Regions from separate parts of the Homo sapiens genome. Here regions 1, 2, 3 and 5 are each linked to region 4. A link is a contact called in ENCODE Hi-C or POLR2A ChIA-PET data. All regions are on one chromosome and are shown on one strand. The core of a region is the stretch at or near the end of the contact, and the rest is flanking DNA. Distances in the headings are between cores, read along the strand shown.

Region 1 (3,670 bases), core at 1,037-3,536, 240 kb after region 4:
CTGCTGCCCAGGCTGAAGGGCAGTGGTGTGATCTCAGCTCACTGCAGCCACCCCCCTCCCGGGTTCAAACGATTCTCCTGCCTCAGCCTCTGGAGTAGCTGGGACTACAGGTGTGCGCCACCACGCCAGACTAAATTTTGTATTTTTAGTTGTGATGGGGTTTTATCATGCTGGCCAGGCTGGTCTTGAACTCCTGACCTCAGAAGATCCACCTGCCTCAGTCTCCCAAAGTGTTGGGATTACAGGGATTAGCCATCGCATCTGGCCACCTAAACCTATGTCCTCCATGAGGCTATAAGATTTTCACCTGCAAATACCAGCATTGTTTGTTTCTTTTTAAAAGATACTTCAGTCAAGGAAAGGCAGAAAGCCAGGCATGTTAGCTCATGCCTATAATCCCAGCACTTTGGGAGACCGGAGGCAGGAGGATTGTTTGAGCCCAGGAGTTCAAGACTAGTCTGGGCTACATAGCAAACCCTGCGTCAAATTAAAAATAAAAAATAAATAGGCTGGGCATGGTGGCTCATGCCTGTTATCCCAACATTTTAGGAGGCCAAGGTGGGCAGATCACCTGAGGTCAGGAATTCGAGACAAGCCTGGCCAACATGATAAAATCCCGTCACTCCTCAAAATACAAAAATTAGCCTGGCATGGTGGCACACACCTGTAGTCCCAGCTACTTGGGAGGCTGAGGCAGGAGAATCGCTTGAATCCGGAGGCAGAGGTTGCAGTGAGCCCGAGATCATGCCACTGTACTCCAGCCAGGGTGACAGAGCAAGACACTGTCTTAAAAGTAAAAATAATAAAAATAAATAAAATTAATAATTAAAGAAATAAAGAAGGAACACCACAGGGGAGCAGGCCTGGTGTCTGAATGTTAAGGTAGGCCCTCTGTGGATGTGCATCCTTAACCTTTTCCTGATTAGATCATTAAAGGTGCAGCAATGCTCCTGCTCATATGACTTTTTTTTTTTTTTGAGATGGAATCTTGCTCTGTCGCCCAGGTTGGAGTGCAATGGCGCGATCTTGGCTCACTGCAACCTCCGCCTCTTGGGTTCAAGCGATTCTTCTGCCTCAGCCTCCTGAGTAGCTGGGATTACAGGCGCGTGCCACTATGCCTGGCTAATTTTTTTTGAAATTTTTTTAGTAGAGATGGGGTTTCACCATATTGGTCAGGCTGGTCTCGAACTCCAGACCTCGTGATCCGCTCACCTCGGCCTCCCAAAGTGTTAGGATTGCAGGCGTGAGCCACCGCGCCTGGCAACTCATATGACTTTTAAACACTTCTCTTTGGGGAGAGAGATTTTAGAGAATGGGAGTAAAGAGAAAGGCGGTGAGAATCCCAAGTACTTTCTCTATCTTAGAGCAGAAGAAATAAAGGGAAGAGTAAAAGCCCAAGGCCCAGAAACGGATTTGCTTCTTAAAGGGCTGTTCTGTGTCCCTACGGGCCTGAAGGTCAGTTTATGTGCAATGCTTTTTAAGGTATGGGTTGCTTTCTTGCATTGTAGCTACTACCTCCCTGGCCTGCTGGTTACTGACCAGAGGGAGGGAGAGGGTGTGATTGTTTGGAAAGAGTTTAAACAGTGACAAGAATTGAATTTTATTTATTTGTTATTCATTGCACAATCCAATAACAGCGATGGCAATGAAAACGAAAGTTAATCTACAATCCTATCACCCTATTAAGTCACTTGTTTCTATTTTCCCTTTTATTCCCTCATGCATTAAACATTACGCAAAGCACTCCGCTAGTCTTGGTTAAAGTGCAGCTTGTATACATTCTGAATAAAAATTTGCATTTTGCTTTTCTTTTCCTTTTTGTATTTCTGAGGCTGCAAAATACATCTTCACAAGAGTGGCTTTAATAGTTACCTAACATTCCATCCTGCACGTACATTTCAAGGCACTGCCGCAGTGCAATATCCAACATTTAAGCGTCAACGCCAACAGATTGGACCTAGCACTGCAGGGACTGGAGGTTGGTCAAGGTCAGGCGGAGGCTGCCAGGCTACCAGGGTGGAGGAAGGCGCCGAGGCAGAGGCCAGTGCGCCCATCGCGCGGCTCCTCGGGGCACCTGCTGCCTTGGCGCCTTTTCCCTTGGCCTTCGCCTCGCCCGCAGCGCCCTCCGCATAGGGCCCCGCCCGCTGCGCGCGCATCCCCGCCCCCCGGGCGATCTGTCAGAGCACCTCGCGAGCGTACGTGCCTCAGGAAGTGACGCACAGCCCCCCTGGGGGCCGGGGGCGGGGCCAGGCTATAAACCGCCGGTTAGGGGCCGCCATCCCCTCAGAGCGTCGGGATATCGGGTGGCGGCTCGGGACGGAGGACGCGCTAGTGTGAGTGCGGGCTTCTAGAACTACACCGACCCTCGTGTCCTCCCTTCATCCTGCGGGGCTGGCTGGAGCGGCCGCTCCGGTGCTGTCCAGCAGCCATAGGGAGCCGCACGGGGAGCGGGAAAGCGGTCGCGGCCCCAGGCGGGGCGGCCGGGATGGAGCGGGGCCGCGAGCCTGTGGGGAAGGGGCTGTGGCGGCGCCTCGAGCGGCTGCAGGTACACGGGGTCGGCGGCTGTGCGCAGAGGCGTCCCTGCGCCTCTCGTCCCTTCGCCTCTCGTCCCTTCCCTTCTCTCTGCCTTCTTGCCCGCCTCCTCGGTCACAGAGCGACGAATGACGAGACCAGGTGTACCCCCACTGTCGCTCTCAGCCCCGGGGACTTCGGGTCCTCGCCCTTGAAGGCCGCAGGCCCTAGTGCGCCGGCTCCGGGCTGCGGGTCCGGGAGCGCGGGCGCAGCCAAGGTGCAGCTGCGCGGCGTGCGGCGCCGGGGGAACACGTGGCTGCTCCAGGAAGTCGCCCCAGGGAACGGCTGGGATTCGTGGGTGACCTTGGGCTCCTAAACCTTCGGTTCCCCGGGCTCCGGGCGGGCCCCGTTCTCACTGCGGAAAGGGACAAAGCTGTCCCCGATTCGGTTACTAGCGTGTTACAGGCATTAATTAGATACGGGTTTCTGTAAACTTACCCTTCGGCTCTGGTACAACCTGATCTTGCCATGCTCTGCCTGTTCGCCTTGTGTGTGGATTCTGTTTTCTCAAGGCAGAATCCGACTGAACGCCGCAGGTGTTCACATTAAGAATATTGCTAGCAGTTCTCACTACAAGACGGGAGCCATAGGAGTGACTTATTTGTGAAAGATACTTGGAGATTAGCGGTGTGGTCAGAGGGCTGTGCTGGATTGATGGGCGCCGGAGAGGCCGATTGTGTCACATTCTGCTGGACAGTTCTTTTAAGGTTGGGAGGGTGGGTAAGAAAATACATTCTGATTCGGCTCTTTTCGGATAACGCTTTCCCTCTGCTTACTGCTTGTAGAGACCTCACTTACCCGGGGGACTGGATTCTGCAGCTTTTTCCATTTTCTTCCCCGTTGATAAGAGGATTAAAGTAGGAAATTGTATTTGGCTACCCCATGCTTATATGCTAAGCTTACTGTGAAAATTAAGGTTAGGCTGTCTAGAGTACTTGTGGACCCTGCTGGTTCCCCCCGCCCCCCGGCCCTGAATTTTGGGTTACAATATGCTTCTCAAGAAAACTCAGAGTTAAGATAATTTTTGTCATCGATTTTGCAAGGTTATATATAGCATAGCATCCTTCAATTTCCTTTGGATGTTCTTATCAAGTAATGG
Region 2 (4,083 bases), core at 371-2,870, 210 kb before region 4:
AAAATGAAAACATGATAAATTGGACTACTTGAAAATTAAGAACATTAGTTCATGAAAACACACCATCAAGATGATGAAAAGAAAGCCACGGAGTGGACCGGGTGCGGTGGCTCAAGCCTGTAATCCCAGCACTTTGGGAGGCCGAGGCAGGCGAATCATGAGGTCAAGAGATCGAGACCATCCTGCCCAACATGGTGAAACCCCGTCTCTACTAGAAATACAAAAATTAGCTGGGCTTGGTGGCATGTGCCTGTAGTCCCAGCTATTCAGGAGGCTAAGGCAGGAGAATCACTTGAACCCGGGAGGCAGAGGTTGCAGTGAGCCGAGATCGTGCCATTGCACTCCAGCCTGGGCGACACAGAGAGACTACATCTCACAAAAAAAAAAAAAAAAAAAAAGATACAATGCACTTTGGGTATTCAGGGGAAAGGGTGGGAAGGGGGCGAGGGATAAAAGACCACACGTTGGGTACCGTGTACACTGCTCGAGTGATGGCTGCACCAAATCTCAGAAATCACCACTGAAGAACTTATGAAACCAAACACCACCTGTTCCCCAAAAACCTATTGAAATAAATAAAAAGTAAGTAAAATATAAAAATGGTAAATTTTGTTATGTATATTTTTGCACAATTTAAACAAACTTTTCTGGCTCACACCTGTAATCCCAGCACTTTGGGAGGCCAAGGCGGGAGGACCACTTGAGCCCAGGAGTTGGAGACCAGCCTGGGCAACGTAGCAAGACTATGTCTTAATTAATTAATTAATTAATTAATTTATGGAGACAGAGTCTCGCCCTGTCACCCAGGCTGGAGTGCAATGGCACGATCTTGGCTCACTACAACCTCTGCCTTCTGGGTTCAAGCGATTCTCCTGCCTCAGCCTCCCGAGTAGCTGGGATTACAGGTGCGCGCCACCACGCCCGGCTAATTTGTTGTATCTTTAGTAGAGATGGGGGTTTCACCATGTTGGCCAGGCTGGTTTCGAACTCCTGACCTCGTGATCCGCCAGCCTCAGCCTCCCAAAGTGCTGGGATTACAGGCGTGAGCCACCGTGCCCGGCCTCAGAAGCTCCACAGTGGGCCTCTTCTTATATTTCATGGGCCAGAATTCTGCCACCTGTCCGTTCCTAAACCAATGATAACGGCAATAATAATAAAATTGCTGTGATTGATTTATTCTAAGACTCACCCCCAACTCTCACACTGGGAAGGGGCTCAGCTTCCCCTGAAGCACGTGGCTGCCCAATACTCAAACAATATCTGGATTTTGCTAAGGAGAAAAAAGTAGTGGCGGGGATCAGGGAGGACCCAGCAAGGTTTTTCTCACTGGGGCAGGGACTGATTCCCTGAGGACGCCGAAGTTCTTCCGGAGACGCACCTGAGACGGACTGACTCCCACCCCGGAGTCCCTGCGGAGTTATAAATGTCCCTTAGATCTGTCCCCTCAGCTCTCCATTCCGGGGACCAGTGTTCTGAGCTCGGCCGCCATCGCCTCACGCTCAGCGACGGGCGTGGCCGGGAGCCGCCTGCGGATGGAGGAAGCGGCCGCCAGCGCCCCCTGGAGGCTCGGGCCGGCTCCACTCCCGCGGCCCCCGCCACCGCCCAGCTCCCCGCGGAGGCGCCCAGGCCGGTCTGAGCCCGACAGGGCGGAACCACCGCGGCGGCGCTGCCCTGAGTGGAAATGCGGCCTCCGCAGCGGGAGAAGATGCTGGGAGCCGGATGGGGCCCGGAGGCGCGACACCGCAGTTCTCCGTACTTGAAGACACCCATCCAGGCCACCTTTTCAGTCGGCTGCAGGGACACGTCCTACAAGGGCGTGCTGGAGGCTGAGCTAGCAAAGCTGGGGCGAGGGCGGGACGGTGGATCATTCGCAGACACATCATCACACCAGGGTGTCCGGCACCTTACCCAAGGCCAGGAATAGCAACTCAGATGTTAAATCGTGTCAAACATCTGTGGAGAAGATGGCACCTTTTTCTTCTCCTTCTTTCTCTCTCTCTCTCTCTTTCTTTTTTTTTTTTTTTTTTTTTTTTTTTTTTTTTTTTTTTTTGAGATGGAGTCTCGCTCTGTCACCCAGGCTGGAGTACAGTGGCGCGATCTCGGCTCACTGCAACGTCCACCTCCCGGGTTCAAGTGATTCTCCTGCCTCAGCCTCCCGAGTAGCTGAGATTAGAGGCATGTGCTACCACGCCCGGCTAATTTTTGTATTTTTAGTAGAGACGGGGTTTCACCATGCTGGCCTGGCAGGTCTTGAACTCCCGACCTCAGGACATCCGCCCGCCTTGGCCTCCCAAAGTGCTGGGGTTACAGATGGGAGCCACCGCGCCTGGCTAATTTTTGTGTTTTTAGTAGAGACGGGGTTTCACCATATTGGCCAGGCTAGTTTCGAACTCCTGTACTCTAGGGATCTGCCTACTTCAGCCTCCCAAAGTGCTGGGATTACAGGCATAAGCCACTGCCCAGCCAAGATGGCACTTTTGACAACATCTGTTTGTCCAGATCAGCAATGAGTCAGCAATTGACTTCTACAGAAGTTTGGCTTTGAGATGACTGAGACAAAGACAGATAAAGGATAAGAGGATGGAGCCTGCAGATGCTCAGGAGTTGCAGAAAAACCTCAAAGTCCCTTCCGATCAGAATGGAGATATGCAAAACACAACTGAACAAGTCACAAAATGAACCTTCTTGCACTTGCTTGTTGACAAAAAAAGACAAGCCCATTGATTTTCACCCCCTCTTTCTTGTAAAGCTTTCCTGCACTGCCATGTTTTTGTTTTTCCTTCTTTCTTTTCTTTTCAAAGTTTTAATACTTTCAAGGACTTTAAAAATGATCATGTTTGGGCCAGGCGCAGTGACTCACTCCTGTAATCCCAGCACTTTGGGAGGCCAAGGTGGGTGGATCACTTGAGGTCAGGAGTTCCAGACGAGCCTGGCCAACATGGTGAAACCCCATCTGTACTAAAAATACAAAAATTAGCCAGGCGTGGTGGCGTGTGCCTGTAGTCCCAAGCTACTCAGGAGCCTGAGACAGGGGAATCGCTTGAACCTGGGAGGCAGAGGTTGCAGTGAGCCGAGATCGTGCCACTGCACTCCAGCCTGGGCCACAGAGCAAGACTCCATCTCAAAAAAAAAAAAAAAAAAAAAAAAAAAAAAAAGATCATGTTTGGATTGTTTCAGTTCTCTTATTTTTGTGAGGTGGTTTGACTGAAGGCAGGAGAAGGTAGATCTGTTTAATTTCACAGTTAAGATAAATGGTTCTAAAAATTTAGGTGTCAAATAATTTCACATTTCTTAGCTTGGAGTTGGAGACCAGCCTGGGCAACATAGCAAGACTCTGTCTCTATTTTTTTTTTTTGGAGACGGAGTCTCACACTGTTGCCCAGGCTGGAATGCAATGGCGAGATCTCAGCTCACTGCAACCTCCGCCTTCTGGGTTCAAATGATTCTCCTGCTTCAGCCTCCTGAGTAGCTGGGACTACAGGCGCCTGCCACCACGTCCGGCTAATTTTGGTATTTTCTTAGTAGAGACAGGGTTTCACCATGTTGGCCAGATGGTCTTGATTTCTTGACTTCATGATCCGCCTGCCTCGGCCTCCCAAAGTGCTGGGATTACAGGCGTGAGCCACCGAGCCTGGCCCTCTTAGTTGTTTTTTCTTAGTCCTGCTTTCACATCGAAGGGCAGAGCCTACAAAATATTGTACATTTCAAAAGACAGAAAGAAGCAGCAGTGATATCTTGTTTTCTAATTCATAGACGAGTTTAGTGTGCTTGTGGTACCTTGGGCTTTGAAAGCCTTTGTGGGATACCAATCCCTAGACATTATCTTCACTCCAGCTTTAGTCCTTCCGAGCACTCTCAGGAGTAGCACCGTTGCTATCTCTGGAAGAAATGCTGAGCATATTTATTATTATTATTATTATTTTGGAGACAGAGTCTTGCTCTGTCGCCCAGGCTGGAGTGCAGTGGCGGATCTCGGCTCATTGCAAGCTCCGTCTCCTGAGTTTAGGCGATTCTCCTGCCTTAGCCTCCCGAGGTAGCTGGGACTACAGGCACGCGCCACCACGCCCGGCTAATTTTTGTGTT
Region 3 (3,630 bases), core at 985-3,484, 130 kb after region 4:
ACACCTGCTTGTGTGCAGGCAGTTGAGCAGGGCGGGGGGCCCTGGCTTCACAGGGAGGGTATCTGGGTGCCCCAGACCCGTCCCAAGCTTGGGGCTGGGATAAAAAATTCCAAAGGGCTGGGCGTGGTGGCTCACGCCTGTAATCCCAGCACTTTGGGAGGCCAAGGCGGGCGGATCCCCTGAGGTCAGGAGTTCGAGACCAGCCTGGCCAACATGGTGAAACCCCGTCTCTACTAAAGATACAAAAATTAGCCGGGCGTGGTGGCACGTGCCTGTAGTCCCAGCTACTTGGGAGGCTGAGGCAGGAGAATCGCTTGGACCCAGGAGGCAGAGGTTGAGCCAAAATTACACTACTATACTCCAGCCTGGGCAACAGAGTGAGACTCCATCTGGAAAAAAAAAAAAAAAAGTCCAAAGTGTGCCCCAAAGCTAGCCCCAACCAAGAGCGGGGCAGGAATTAGAGGGGCCCTCAAGCAGCCTCACTGGCCTCCTTGCCCCTGGGTGCCCTGATCCAGTGGTCCTGGTAGGAGGGTCCTAGGGGAGGGGGCGTTGAGAGGTGCTGGCATCCAGGGAGGAGCTGGTAATAAGATTGGGGCCTGAATGGGATGATAGAAATAAGAATTCACCTGTTCACACATTTAACAAACACTAAGTAGCCACACCATATCCAAGAGGCAAGGAAATAACTTTTTAAAGAGAATGTATTCATGCATAGTATAATTAGGTATTAATTTAAAATTACAGCCAGGCACAATGGCTCACACCTGTGATCCCAGCACTTTGGGAAGCCGAGATGAAAGGATTGCTTGAGCCCAGGAGTTTGAGACCTGCCTGGGCAACACAGTGGCTCGCCCTATCTCTACAAAAAAATAGAAAAAAGTTAGCCAGGCATGGGGATGCACACCTATAGTCCCAGCTATTCAGGAGGCTGAGGGGGGAGGATCACTTGAGCCCAGGAAGTAGAGGCTGCAGTGAGCTTTAATTTCGCCACTACACTCCAGCCTGGACAACAGAACGAAACCCCGTCTCAAAAATAAAATGAAAAAATAAAAAAAATAAAATAGAATTGCATGTAGGCTGGGTGCAGTGGCTCACACCTGCAATCCCAACTCTTTGGGAGGCTGAGGTGGGAGGATCATTTGAGCAAGGGAATTTTAAAGCAGCCTGGGCTTTGTTGTGAGCAAGACCCCATTTCTACAAAAAATCATATTAGCTAAGTATGGTGGCACATGCCTGCCTGTAGTAGTCCCAGCTACTTGGGAGGCTGAGGCAGGAGAATCGCTTGAGCCCAGGAGGTGGAGGTTGCAGTGAGCCATGATCATGCCACTGCACTCCAGCCTGGCTGACAGAGTGAGACCCTGTTTCAAAAAAAATAAAATAAAATAAAAATAAAACATTTTAAAATAAAATTGCATATATGTATTTTTAAAAGACTAGAGGCAAATTCATCAAATGCTCTTGGTGGCCGAGCGAGCGTTTTCCCGTTGGGGGGTCCTGGCTGTGGGTCTGGGTGGCAGGTCCCCTGCATTCTGGGCCCAGCTTCCCCTGCCTCGCCACGTGACTACAAAAAGCCCTTTTCCTCTGTGGGCCTGTTTCCTTATGTGTAAAATGAAAGCATGGAACCAGAAGATCTACGGCTCTTTCCAGCTCTGAGTTACACGAGGATACTCGGGACTAAGGATTTACACAGAGCTGCACTGGCATGGCGGGGACTGCCCATCCCGCTGCGGGCCTTGCCACTCACACCCTTAATACGACCACAGCCCCTCTCCTGGCAGGCTCCACGGAGGGGAGGAAGCGGCCGCCTGCCACCTGCCCAGCTGTCAGGCTCTGATCTCAAATTAGAATTAGGCCTCTCATCTCTGCTCTGTTTTGAATCTGAGAGGCCTCCCCCGCCCTTCAGCTGCAGCCTTGTGACCAGGAACAGAGCATTCTCTGCGGCCTGGAGGTCTTCATCAGGGAAGGGGGAAGCCACCCAGGCAGGCGGCTTGTATTGATTACATGTGTCCCCGCCCCTACGCCCCGAAGCCAGACACTGTGCTTGTGAGTTGTTACCTAGGTGATATTCATTCTCCGCTGCATCCCTGGGCAGGAAGCGGGATGCTCGCCTCTGTGGCAGGCGGAGGAGGTGAGGCTCAGCGAGGAGAAGGACACGGGGACGGCTGCAGGGTGGGAACCAGCTCTCTCTGCATCGCAGTTGAGAGCAGCTGGAGCTCATTGTCTCTCCCAAGGACCGAGGGGGATTTCCAGCTGCTGAGCTGCTTGCCAGGGACTTGCTTTTTTCTTTCACAGCTTCCCTGTTTGGTCTGCAAATTCTGTCCTTTTTTCCCCAAGCCTGGTCCCAACTAGGTGATGCCTCCTCCCCTCTTTTTTCTTCTTTAAATTCCAGAACAGGAGAGTGGGGGCAATTCTGTCCATTCTTCCATCCGGCCTCAGATTTTCAGGCAGGTATTCAAGATATTAAATAAAAAGTCAGCCGGATGCAGTGGCTCACACCTGTAATCCCAGCACTTTGGGAGGCCAAGGCAGGTGGACCATTTAAGGCCAGGAGCTTGAGACCAGCTTGGCCAACATGGTGAAACCCTGTCTCTGCTAAAAGTACAAAAATTAGCCGGGCGTCGTGACAGGTGCTTGTAGTCCCAGCTGCTTGGGAGGCTGAGGCAGGAGAATCGCTTGAACCTGGGAGGTGGAGGTTGCAGTGAGCCGAGATCGTGCCACTGTGCTCCAGCCTGGGTGACAGAGCAAGACTCTGTCTCAAAAAAAAAAAAAGTAATTTCTTATCAAATGCTATTGCTTTTCTATTTTGACCATTGATGTTGTAATAATATTTGTCAGCTGTTCATTACACTTGTTCAGAAATTCTGGAGTGTTGTGGGTTAACTGGCCCTTGATGGACAAGCCCCAATATCTAAATAAAATAACATTGTTGCAGTGGGAAAATGTGTTTTGACTATACCTTGGAATATAACTTAGTTGGAAATTGGGGCTGCCATAATTTTTACATTTTTAAAATTTTTTTATATTTTTGAGATAGAGTTTCCCTTTGTTGCCCAGGCTGGAGTGCAGTGGCATGATCTCGGCTCACTGCAACCTCCACCTCCCAGGTTCAAGCGATTCTCCTGCCTCAGCCTCCCGAGTAGCTGGAATTACAGGCGTCTGCCACCACGTCCGGCTAATTTCTTGTATTTTTAGTAGAGATGGGGTTTCACCATGTTGGCCAGGCTGGTCTCGAACTCCTGACCTCAGGTGACCCGTCTGCCTCTGCCTCCCAAAGTGCTGGGATTACAGGCGTGAGCCACCACACCTGGCCTTAATTCTTAACAAATTCAAATCAGCTACATCTTGGGTAGGATTCTTCCCCTTGTTTACCTGGCCAGTAGTCCGCAGCTTACGGGCTGTCCCAGGCATGAAGTGGGGTAAGGTCTGGGGCTGTGGCAGTGCATGAGAGGTGCTCAGTAATACCCCCTTGCTGCCCCCCACCCCGGACTGTGCTGAGCGCTCATGTCTCAGTCTTGAAACCCCAGTTTCCTCATCTGTGAACTAGGGTGACTGTCCTGGAGTTGCCTTGCCTGCCTCCTAGGAGGGCTGGGAGATACTGAGCAGGGAGTGGGAAGGACTTTCTATGCTGAA
Region 4 (4,040 bases), core at 489-2,988:
CTCGGCTCACTGCAAGCTCCGACTCCCTGGTTCAAGCAATTCTCCTGCCTCAGCCTCCCAAGTAGCTGGGATTACAGGCACATGCCACCACACCCAGCTAATTTTTGTATTTTTAGTAGAGACCGGGTTTCACAATGTTAGCCAGGATGGTCTTGATCTCCTAACCTCATGATCCGCCCGCCTCGGCCTCCCAAAGTGCTGGGATCACAGGTGCGAGTCACCGTGCCTGGCCAACTAATGAAAAGTTTAAAGAATTTATATCTAGTTTTGGATGTTAGGCATGCACACACAAGTGCATGCACACTCATACACATCATCTCCACAAGCCCCATCCTGGCTCAGCCCTATTCTGATGGGTCAGCAGGACCCCAAGGAGAGAAGGGTGGGTCCTTGGCACTAAGACAGTTCACAGTGGTTAGCTGACTCCTTCTTGCCTCCATTCTTTCAGGAACTGCATATAGTACAGAACATGACAGCGATTCGAAAAACAATATCCCAGCTGGCTGTGATGGCTCATGCCTGTAGTCCCAGCACTTCGGAAGGCTGAGGTGGGATAATCACTTGAGCCCAAGAGTTCAATAGTAGCCTGGGCAGCATAGCCAGATCCTATCTCTACAAAAATTAAAAAGATTAGCCACGCGCGGTGGCATTCGCCTGTAGTTCCAGGTACTCCAGAGGCTGAGGTGGGAGGACTGCTTGAGTCCAAGAGGTCGAGGCTGAAGTGAGCGGTGAGTGTGCCACTGCACTCCAGCCTGAGAAACAGAGCAAGACCCTGTCTCAAGTGGGAAAAAAAAAAAAAGGAATCCCTGCCCTTTCAGCCTCTCCTGTAAACAGGGATTACAGGCACGAGCTACCTCATCGGGCCTTAGTTTTTGAAGCTAGCAGAGGCCAAGATACAACAGCCTTCTAAAACAGGACCAGGGACTGGTGCTTATAAGCAGGGAATGCGGCAGAGTACGATGGCTCACGCCTGTCATCCCAGCACTTCGGGAGACCGAGGTGGGCGATCACCTGAGGTCAGGAGTTGGAGACCAGCCTGGCCAATATGGTGAAACCCCGTCTCTAATAAAAATACAAAAAAAATTAGCCGGTCGTGGTGGGGCGCGCCTGTAATCCCTGCTGCTTGGGAGGCTGAGGCAGAATTGCTTGAACCTGGGAGGTGGAGGTTGCAGTGAGCCGAGATCGCGCCTCTGCACTCCAGCCTGAGTGACAGAGCGAGACTTCGTTTAAAAAAATAAAAATAAATATATATTTTTAAAAGCGGGGAATGCAGCCTAAGTCTCTTTCCTTCCTTCCTTTTTTTTTTTTTTTCTTTTTTTGAGACGCAGTCTCGCTCTGTCGCCAGGCTGGAGTGCAGTGGCGCGATCTCGGCTCACTGCAACCTCGGCCTCCTGGGTTCAATAGATTATTCTGCCTCAGCCTCCAGAGCAGCTGGGGTTACAGGCACGCGCCACCACGCCCGGCTAATTTTTGTATTTTCAGTAGAGATGGGGTTTCACCATGTCGGCCAGGATGGTCTTGAACTCTTCCTGACTCAGGTGATCCGCCCGCCTCGGCCTCCCAAAGTGCTGGGATTGCAGGCCTGAGCCCCCGCACCCGGCCGCCGCAATTACTTCTGCACCAGCCTAATACCTCAAGTCCAGGAGCCTCAGGCCCCGCGTCTATTTCCTCCGACTGCGGCGCGGCTGATACTGCCTGAGGCGGGTGGAAGCTGTCGCGCGTCCGGACGCGACCAGTTCCCGCCCAGCAGCCGGTGCGCAGGCGCGGGCAGGGAGGGCGGCTGTGCGGGGCGCTCGCGGGCTTCAGCGAGGCGGGAGGGCGGCCCTGTTGCCCTGGAGACGCTTTCCCTGCTGCCGGCCGCGACCGCAACCCGCTAGGCCTTCATCGCGAGCTACGCCCGGACCGAGAAGCCCCGGCATGGCCACGTCCATCGGAGTGTCCTTCTCGGTGGGCGACGGGGTGCCTGAGGCTGAGAAGAACGCAGGGGAGCCCGAGAACACCTATATTCTGCGGCCTGTTTTCCAGCAGAGGCGGGTAGAGGACGGGCTGTGGCGGGGCGACCTCGAGCGCGCTGGTCTGAGGGGCGGAGCTCGCCTGGGACCTGGGCCACGGAAGGAGCGCGGGGGACGCGCGGGGTCCGCGGGGCGGGAGGCGGGAGGCCGCGAGGCGGGCGGGCGGCCCTGCTGTGACGTCCGGGCGCCCCTCCCGCTGCAGGGGCCGCAGGGGACCCCACCCGCTTCCTCAGTGTTTGGGCGCCGGGCGCGTCTTAGGGTGGCGCGGCGGGAATGGTTGGCCCTGGGAAACCCGCGATGGCGTCCTGAGTAAGGAGATGGGTAGAATAGAGGCAGGAAGCCACTCGCGTCGGATGCCGTTCAGCCGTGATTCGAGGGTGACTGTGCACACGGGTGCCAGGATGGGCTCACTCCCGGCGCGGGAGCTGCATCTGTGCGAAGTCCTACCCGGGTGGGATCTGGAGGCCCTTAGACCACCGCAGCGAGCCCTCGCTAGGATTAAGGCTCACGGGCCAGAGCAGAGGGTACTCAGCTAGGTTTGTGAGATCACTAACTTTACACACACACACACACACACACACACACACTGAAAAAAATATCAGGCTCACGGGCCAGAGCAGAGGGTACTCAGCTAGGTTTGTGAGATCACTAACTTTACACACACACACACACACACACACACACACACTGAAAAAAATATCAGGCTCACGGGCCAGAGCAGAGGGTACTCAGCTAGGTTTGTAAGATCACTAACTTTACACACACACACACACACAACACACACACACACTGAAAAAAAATGTCAGGCTCACGGGCCAGAGCAGAGGGTACTCAGCTAGGTTTGTAAGATCACTAACTTTACACACACACACACAACACACACACACACACACACACACACACTGAAAAAAAATGTCAGGCTCACGGGCCAGAGCAGAGGGTACTCAGGTTTGTAAGATCACTAACTTTACACACACACACACACACACACACACCACACACACACCACACAACACACACACACACACACACACACTGAAAAAAATGTCAGGCTCACGGGCCAGAGCAGAGGGTACTCAGCTAGGTTTGTGAGATCACTAACTTTACACACACACACACACACCACACAACACACACACACACCACACAACACACACACACACACACTGAAAAAAATGTCAGGCTCACGGGCCAGAGCAGAGGGTACTCAGCTAGGTTTGTAAGATCACTAACTTTACACACACACACACACCCCATATTTGCTTGGCAAATATGGAAAACAGGAATTTTGATTATAATGTGATACAAATTTCTTTGTTTATTTTTATTCTCTTGGTAACTCACAGAAAAAGTGATACAAATTTCATACAGGATTTTTCCCTTGGGTAGAATGAACACAGAGAAAGATACCCTCAGTTATCTTGGTAAAAGGTTCTGAATGCCCAGAATGCCATTCAGCCGTATTTTTTTATTTTATTTTATTTTATTTTATTTTGTGAAAGCGTGCAGAACAAAATTAACAACAAGTATATATTTTGTTTTGGGGGAGAGGGGAGTATGAGAAGCTCATTATTGGATGTATTGAGTTGCCTAATAAACATTCATATGGAGCATGAGTTGGAATGTGTTGAAGTTCAGTGCAGGTCCAGGTTGAAGATACACATGTGGCCTATGATTTGTCTTAATTTGTTTATATTTTATAATAAAAAATATGAAAAAGAAGGATTAAGTGGTACTAATGACAAAAAGATGGGAGAAGTTGCGGTATGAAGGTAAGCTGGGGTTGTGGAGTCACCGACTGGATGTTCACAAATTGTTCCATTCAGGTTCAGGCCCTCTGTGGTTAAAGACTGTATCCATGCTGTGCTCAAGGAGGAACTGGCAAATGCTGAATATTCTCCAGAAGAAATGCCTCAGCTTACAAAACATTTATCAGAAAACATTAAAGATAAATTAAAAGGTAATCATGGTGATAACTGGAAATGACTCATTCTCTTCACAGAGTCAGTATTACCCATTTGCCCCCTC
Region 5 (3,710 bases), core at 181-2,680, 160 kb after region 4:
ATTTTAGGCCAGACGCAGTGGCTCACGCCTGTATTCCCAGCACTTTGGGAGGCCAAGGTGGGTGGATCACGAGGTCAGGAGATCGAGACCATCCTGACCAACATGGTGAAACCCCATCTCTACCAAAAATACAAAAATTACCTGGGCGTGGTGGCAGACGCCTGTAATCCCAGCTACTCCGGAGGCTGAGGCAGGAGAATCACTTGAACCTGGGAGGTGGAGGTTGCCGAGATCATGCCACTGCACTCCAGTCTGGACACAGAGCTAGACTCTGTCTCAGAAAAAAAAAAAAAAAAAAAAAAAAAAAAAAAATATATATATATATATATATATATATTTTAATTTAGTTTTTATTTGGAATGCAGTGGTGTGATCACGGCTCAGTGTAACTTCAACCTCCTGGGCTCAAGTGATCCTCCTGCTTCAGCCTCCTGAATAGCTGGGACCACAGGTGCCTGCCACCAGCTGCCTAACTTTTTTTTTTTTTTTTTTTTTTTTTTTTTGTAGAGATGGAGTCTTTGCTATGTTGCCCAGGCTGGTCTCAAACTCCTGGCCTCAAGTGATCTTCCCTCCTTGGTCTCCCAAATTATTGGAATTATAGGCGTGAGCCACTGCCCCCAGCCTGGTTATGATTTTTTAGTGATCATGGTGTCTATTGGAAATTCTTAGAAAGTAAGAAATGCTACAAAATGTTTCTAAATGTAGTGCCATTTTCTTGAATACTGAATGAATTCATTTACAAGCCAGTTAGTAAACCATTAGCAACTGAAGATTGTCCATGTTGGCAGTATTTACACGACGGAAATAGCAAACACTACAAATCAGTGAAGTGTACAAATCAGTGTGGTCATTCATAGCACCAACCCTGCCCCAGCTGATTTACTCCTGATCACTGGGAAATTATTTGTTTTTTCTTTTAATCTCTGGGTGACTCAAATGTGTAGTCAGCAATCTGGAAGAAGTTCAGGATCTTGAGTCCACTGAGATAGGCCCCAACAGGGACTGTGGCTCAAGAGGAACCCGGACTGAATTCCATCTAGAAGGAGGACTCACTCCGGGAAAGAGGGAGTGCTCCTTAGGGAGGTGCTCCCTGCCTCCAGCCCAGGCCTTGCTCTTGGTGAGTGGTCATTTAGAGCAGGGGTTTCATGTCTTCATGTCTTTGTATTTGCACAGTAGTCAATTTATTTACTGCTGCCACTTTATTCAGTAACCTTTAGCCTATTAATTGTGTTTATTTTATTTCCCTTTTCGTCTTTCAGTGTTACTAGGCCCTGCTGGCAAACAGAATTGAGGGGGGCCTGCCCAGCAGGGAGGAAGGAGGGGCCACAGCGAGGAGTGTCTGGGACTCAGCTGAGCCTTTCTTGCCTCTGAGGCAGGTGGCCTGGGGAAGTCCTTGATCTTGAACCAGCCGGTTACAGTCTGCGGGTGGCCCCACCTTCAAAGTAAGAAATCCCCATGATTCCACTGGGGCGGCTTCAGCCAGAGGAAGCTGATGAGCCCAAGAGCTTCCTGAAAGCTGCCCAGGGCTCCTGAACAAAGGCTCCAGCTCTGAGAGGCCGTGTGAAACCGGCAAGAGCATGGAGTTACTCACGGGGCAATGGAGCATGGCACGTTCAGCGTGGAGTCCAGCGAACTGAAGGACAAATTAGATGTGCGTGTTTCAATGGAGGGGACTCTCAAAACAAGCTGTGGAGTAAAACAATGAAGGTTACCAAACCACGCACAGCACACACTGCCATTTGTGGGAACGCACTCACGTACAAACACTGAACCAGTGAAACGCCGTCTCTACTCAAAATACAAAAAATTAGCTGGGTGTGGTGGCCCGCACCTGTAATCCCAGCTACTTGGGAGGCTGAGGCAGAAGAATTGCTAGAACCTGGGAGGCGGAGGTGGCAGTGAGCCAAGATCATGCCATTGCAGTCCAGCCTGGGTGACGAGCGCGAAACTCCGTCTCAGACAACAACAACGACAACAAAACTAGTGACTGGAGAGGGTTTCGAAAGAACAAGCTGACCTGATGGACAAAGATATACATCAAAGATATATATATATATATACACCATATATAAACACTATTTAGAGTCTTTTTTTTTTTTTTTTGAGATGGAGTCTTACTCTGTTGCCCAGGCTGGAGTGCAGTGGTGTCATCTTGGCTCACTGCAACCTCCACCTCCCAGATTCAAGCGATTCTCCTGCCTCAGCCTCCCAAGTAGCTGGGGATTACAGGTGTGCGGCACCATACGCAGCTAATTTTTTGTATTTTTAGTAGAGATGGGGCTTCACCGTGTTGGCCAGGCTGGTCTCTAACTCCTGACCTCCACCCGCCTCGGCTTCCTAAAGTGCTCAGATTACAGGCATGAGCCACTGTGCCTGGCCACAATTTAGAGTCTTTATAAAGACAGGCTCCAAATAAAATTCGAGGTCTCTCCCCAGGGACATAGAAAAGAGAGTGGTCATGGCTGGACATCATGGTTCATGCCTGTAATCCCAGCACTTTGGGAGGCCAAGGCAGGCGGATCATGAGGTCAGGAGTTCGAGACCAACCTGGCCAATATGGTGAAACCCTGTCTCTACTAAAAATACAAAAATTAGCCAGACGTGGTGGCGTGTGCCTGTAGTCCCGGCTACTGGGGAGGCTGAGGCAGGAGAATAGCTTGAATCCGGGAGGCAGAGGTTGTAGTGAGCCAAGATCGTGCCACTGCACTCCAGCCTGGGCAATAGAGCAAGACTCTGTCTCAGAAAAAAAAAAGAGGCACCTTGAGTTTCCTAAGGGTAGGCCATGTCAGGTGAACAGCCCCTTTTATTCACAGGAGAAGGGAAGGGAAGAAGCAAACATCTGTAACAGGTTTCTCACTCCAGGCTCCATGCTGGGTGACCTGAGCGCTCACAGCAGCCTAAGGGTTAGTCAGGTGTCTCGTTTTACAGATGCCGAAACTGAAGGGCTGCAGTGAGTGTTGTGAGAAACTCCTCTCAGAGTTGTGTGGTGTGTGAAACATTATGGGACTTAATTACTTAAATGTGTTTGGAAATTCAACACCACAGATTAAGAATGTAGACATTATGTCATCAAACCTGGTTTTTAATCACAGCTCCTCTGCCTATTAGCTCAAGGACTTTAAACATATTATTTAATGTCTCTAAGCCTCAGTTTTCATATTTTTAAACTAGTGCTGATTATAATACACCTCTTAGGTTGTTGTGAGGATTGAATAAAATAAAATGAGCAAAGTGAAAAAAAAAAAAAGAAATTTGCTTCAGGGGGCAGTTGAAAATCTGGGTTCAGGCCGGGTGCCATGTCTCACGCCTGTAATCCCAGCACTTTGGGAGGTTGAGGTGGGCAGATCACCTGAGGTCAGGAGTTCGAGACCAGCCTGGCCAACAAAGCAATGTCCTGTCTCTACAAAAAGTAGAAAAATTAGCCAGGCGTGGTGGCACACACCTGTAATCCCAGCTACTTGGGAAGCTGAGGCAGGAGAATCCCTTGAATCCAGGAGGCGGAGTTGCAGTGAGCTGAGACTGTGCCACTGCACTCCAGCCTGGGCAACAGAGCGAGACTCTGTCTCAGTAATAATAATTAATAATAATAAATAGAGAGTTACAGGGATCATGGCGGACGGGAGGCAGGACTAGATTGCAGCTGTGACTCAGATGGACAGAGCAGCTGTGGAGACTCACATAGTGAATTTTTGCTCTGGAATGACTGCAGG

What was found. Hi-C counts contacts between places; a loop is a spot of excess contacts on that map. ChIA-PET counts read pairs that join two places held with the same protein, here RNA polymerase II (POLR2A). Pooled maps may share reads with other maps.
Region 1: a loop to region 4 is called in a map of CD8-positive, alpha-beta T cell, with 22 times the contacts of the local background. The contact joins the promoter of TFRC here to the promoter of TM4SF19-AS1 in region 4. A Hi-C loop is called at or near these places in 3 of 168 maps with a recorded cell type or tissue (CD4-positive, alpha-beta memory T cell, CD8-positive, alpha-beta T cell and naive thymus-derived CD4-positive, alpha-beta T cell), 2 of 37 single-sample maps with no recorded cell type and 15 of 50 pooled maps. POLR2A ChIA-PET finds 5 or more read pairs at or near these places in 7 of 52 experiments (AG04450, B cell, CD4-positive, alpha-beta T cell and 4 more).
Region 2: a loop to region 4 is called in a pooled map, with 11 times the contacts of the local background. The contact joins the enhancer-like site here to the promoter of TM4SF19-AS1 in region 4. A Hi-C loop is called at or near these places in 4 of 37 single-sample maps with no recorded cell type and 9 of 50 pooled maps. POLR2A ChIA-PET finds 5 or more read pairs at or near these places in 8 of 52 experiments (CD4-positive, alpha-beta memory T cell, HepG2, K562 and 5 more).
Region 3: a pooled map shows a loop between it and region 4 (3-fold over the local background). The contact joins the enhancer-like site here to the promoter of TM4SF19-AS1 in region 4. A Hi-C loop is called at or near these places in 7 of 50 pooled maps. POLR2A ChIA-PET finds 5 or more read pairs at or near these places in 6 of 52 experiments (CD4-positive, alpha-beta T cell, PC-9, activated CD4-positive, alpha-beta T cell and 3 more).
Region 5: a loop to region 4 is called in a pooled map, with 2.5 times the contacts of the local background. The contact joins the enhancer-like site here to the promoter of TM4SF19-AS1 in region 4. A Hi-C loop is called at or near these places in 6 of 50 pooled maps. POLR2A ChIA-PET finds 5 or more read pairs at or near these places in 3 of 52 experiments (CD4-positive, alpha-beta T cell, activated CD4-positive, alpha-beta T cell and naive thymus-derived CD4-positive, alpha-beta T cell).

What each region holds. Positions count from the first base shown.
Region 1 is chr3:196,080,706-196,084,375 of GRCh38, reverse strand. TFRC (transferrin receptor) reads left to right here and starts at 2,286. Exons shown (of 19, transcript NM_001128148.3): 1 at 2,286-2,333. RefSeq lists silencers at 1,964-2,303, 2,354-2,653 and an enhancer at 3,535-3,670.
Region 2 is chr3:196,526,413-196,530,495 of GRCh38, reverse strand. It overlaps the pseudogene NAA50P2. Among named protein-coding and RNA genes, the nearest start is that of SMCO1, 13 kb to the right of the region's middle. RefSeq lists a silencer at 1,439-1,738 and an enhancer at 2,509-2,578. Within about 2 kb of position 1,620, at least 10 of the 41 ENCODE cell types and tissues checked have a DNase peak (open chromatin) inside an H3K27ac peak, as active enhancers do.
Region 3 is chr3:196,185,320-196,188,949 of GRCh38, reverse strand. No RefSeq gene overlaps it. Among named protein-coding and RNA genes, the nearest start is that of ZDHHC19, 24 kb to the left of the region's middle. RefSeq lists enhancers at 1,187-1,805, 1,806-2,425. Within about 2 kb of position 2,234, at least 10 of the 41 ENCODE cell types and tissues checked have a DNase peak (open chromatin) inside an H3K27ac peak, as active enhancers do; they include CD4-positive, alpha-beta T cell, where a contact is called at or near this core.
Region 4 is chr3:196,316,030-196,320,069 of GRCh38, reverse strand. It overlaps TM4SF19-AS1 (TM4SF19 antisense RNA 1), which reads right to left and starts at 1,738. Exons shown (of 2, transcript NR_046724.1): 1 at 1,633-1,738. DYNLT2B (dynein light chain Tctex-type 2B) reads left to right here and starts at 1,830. Exons shown (of 5, transcript NM_152773.5): 1 at 1,830-2,030; 2 at 3,839-3,972. The coding sequence starts at 1,918. It overlaps TM4SF19-DYNLT2B (TM4SF19-DYNLT2B readthrough (NMD candidate)), which reads left to right. Exons shown (of 6, transcript NR_037950.1): 6 at 3,839-3,985. It overlaps LOC107986031 (a long non-coding RNA gene), which reads left to right and starts at 2,479. Exons shown (of 2, transcript XR_001740547.2): 1 at 2,479-3,096; 2 at 3,228-3,628. RefSeq lists an enhancer at 1,901-2,000 and a silencer at 2,061-2,310.
Region 5 is chr3:196,157,876-196,161,585 of GRCh38, reverse strand. LINC00885 (long intergenic non-protein coding RNA 885) reads right to left here. Exons shown (of 3, transcript NR_034088.1): 3 at 696-1,686. Among named protein-coding and RNA genes, the nearest start is that of LINC00885, 17 kb to the right of the region's middle. RefSeq lists a silencer at 1,080-1,129 and enhancers at 1,430-1,629, 1,650-1,719. Within about 2 kb of position 1,430, at least 17 of the 41 ENCODE cell types and tissues checked have a DNase peak (open chromatin) inside an H3K27ac peak, as active enhancers do.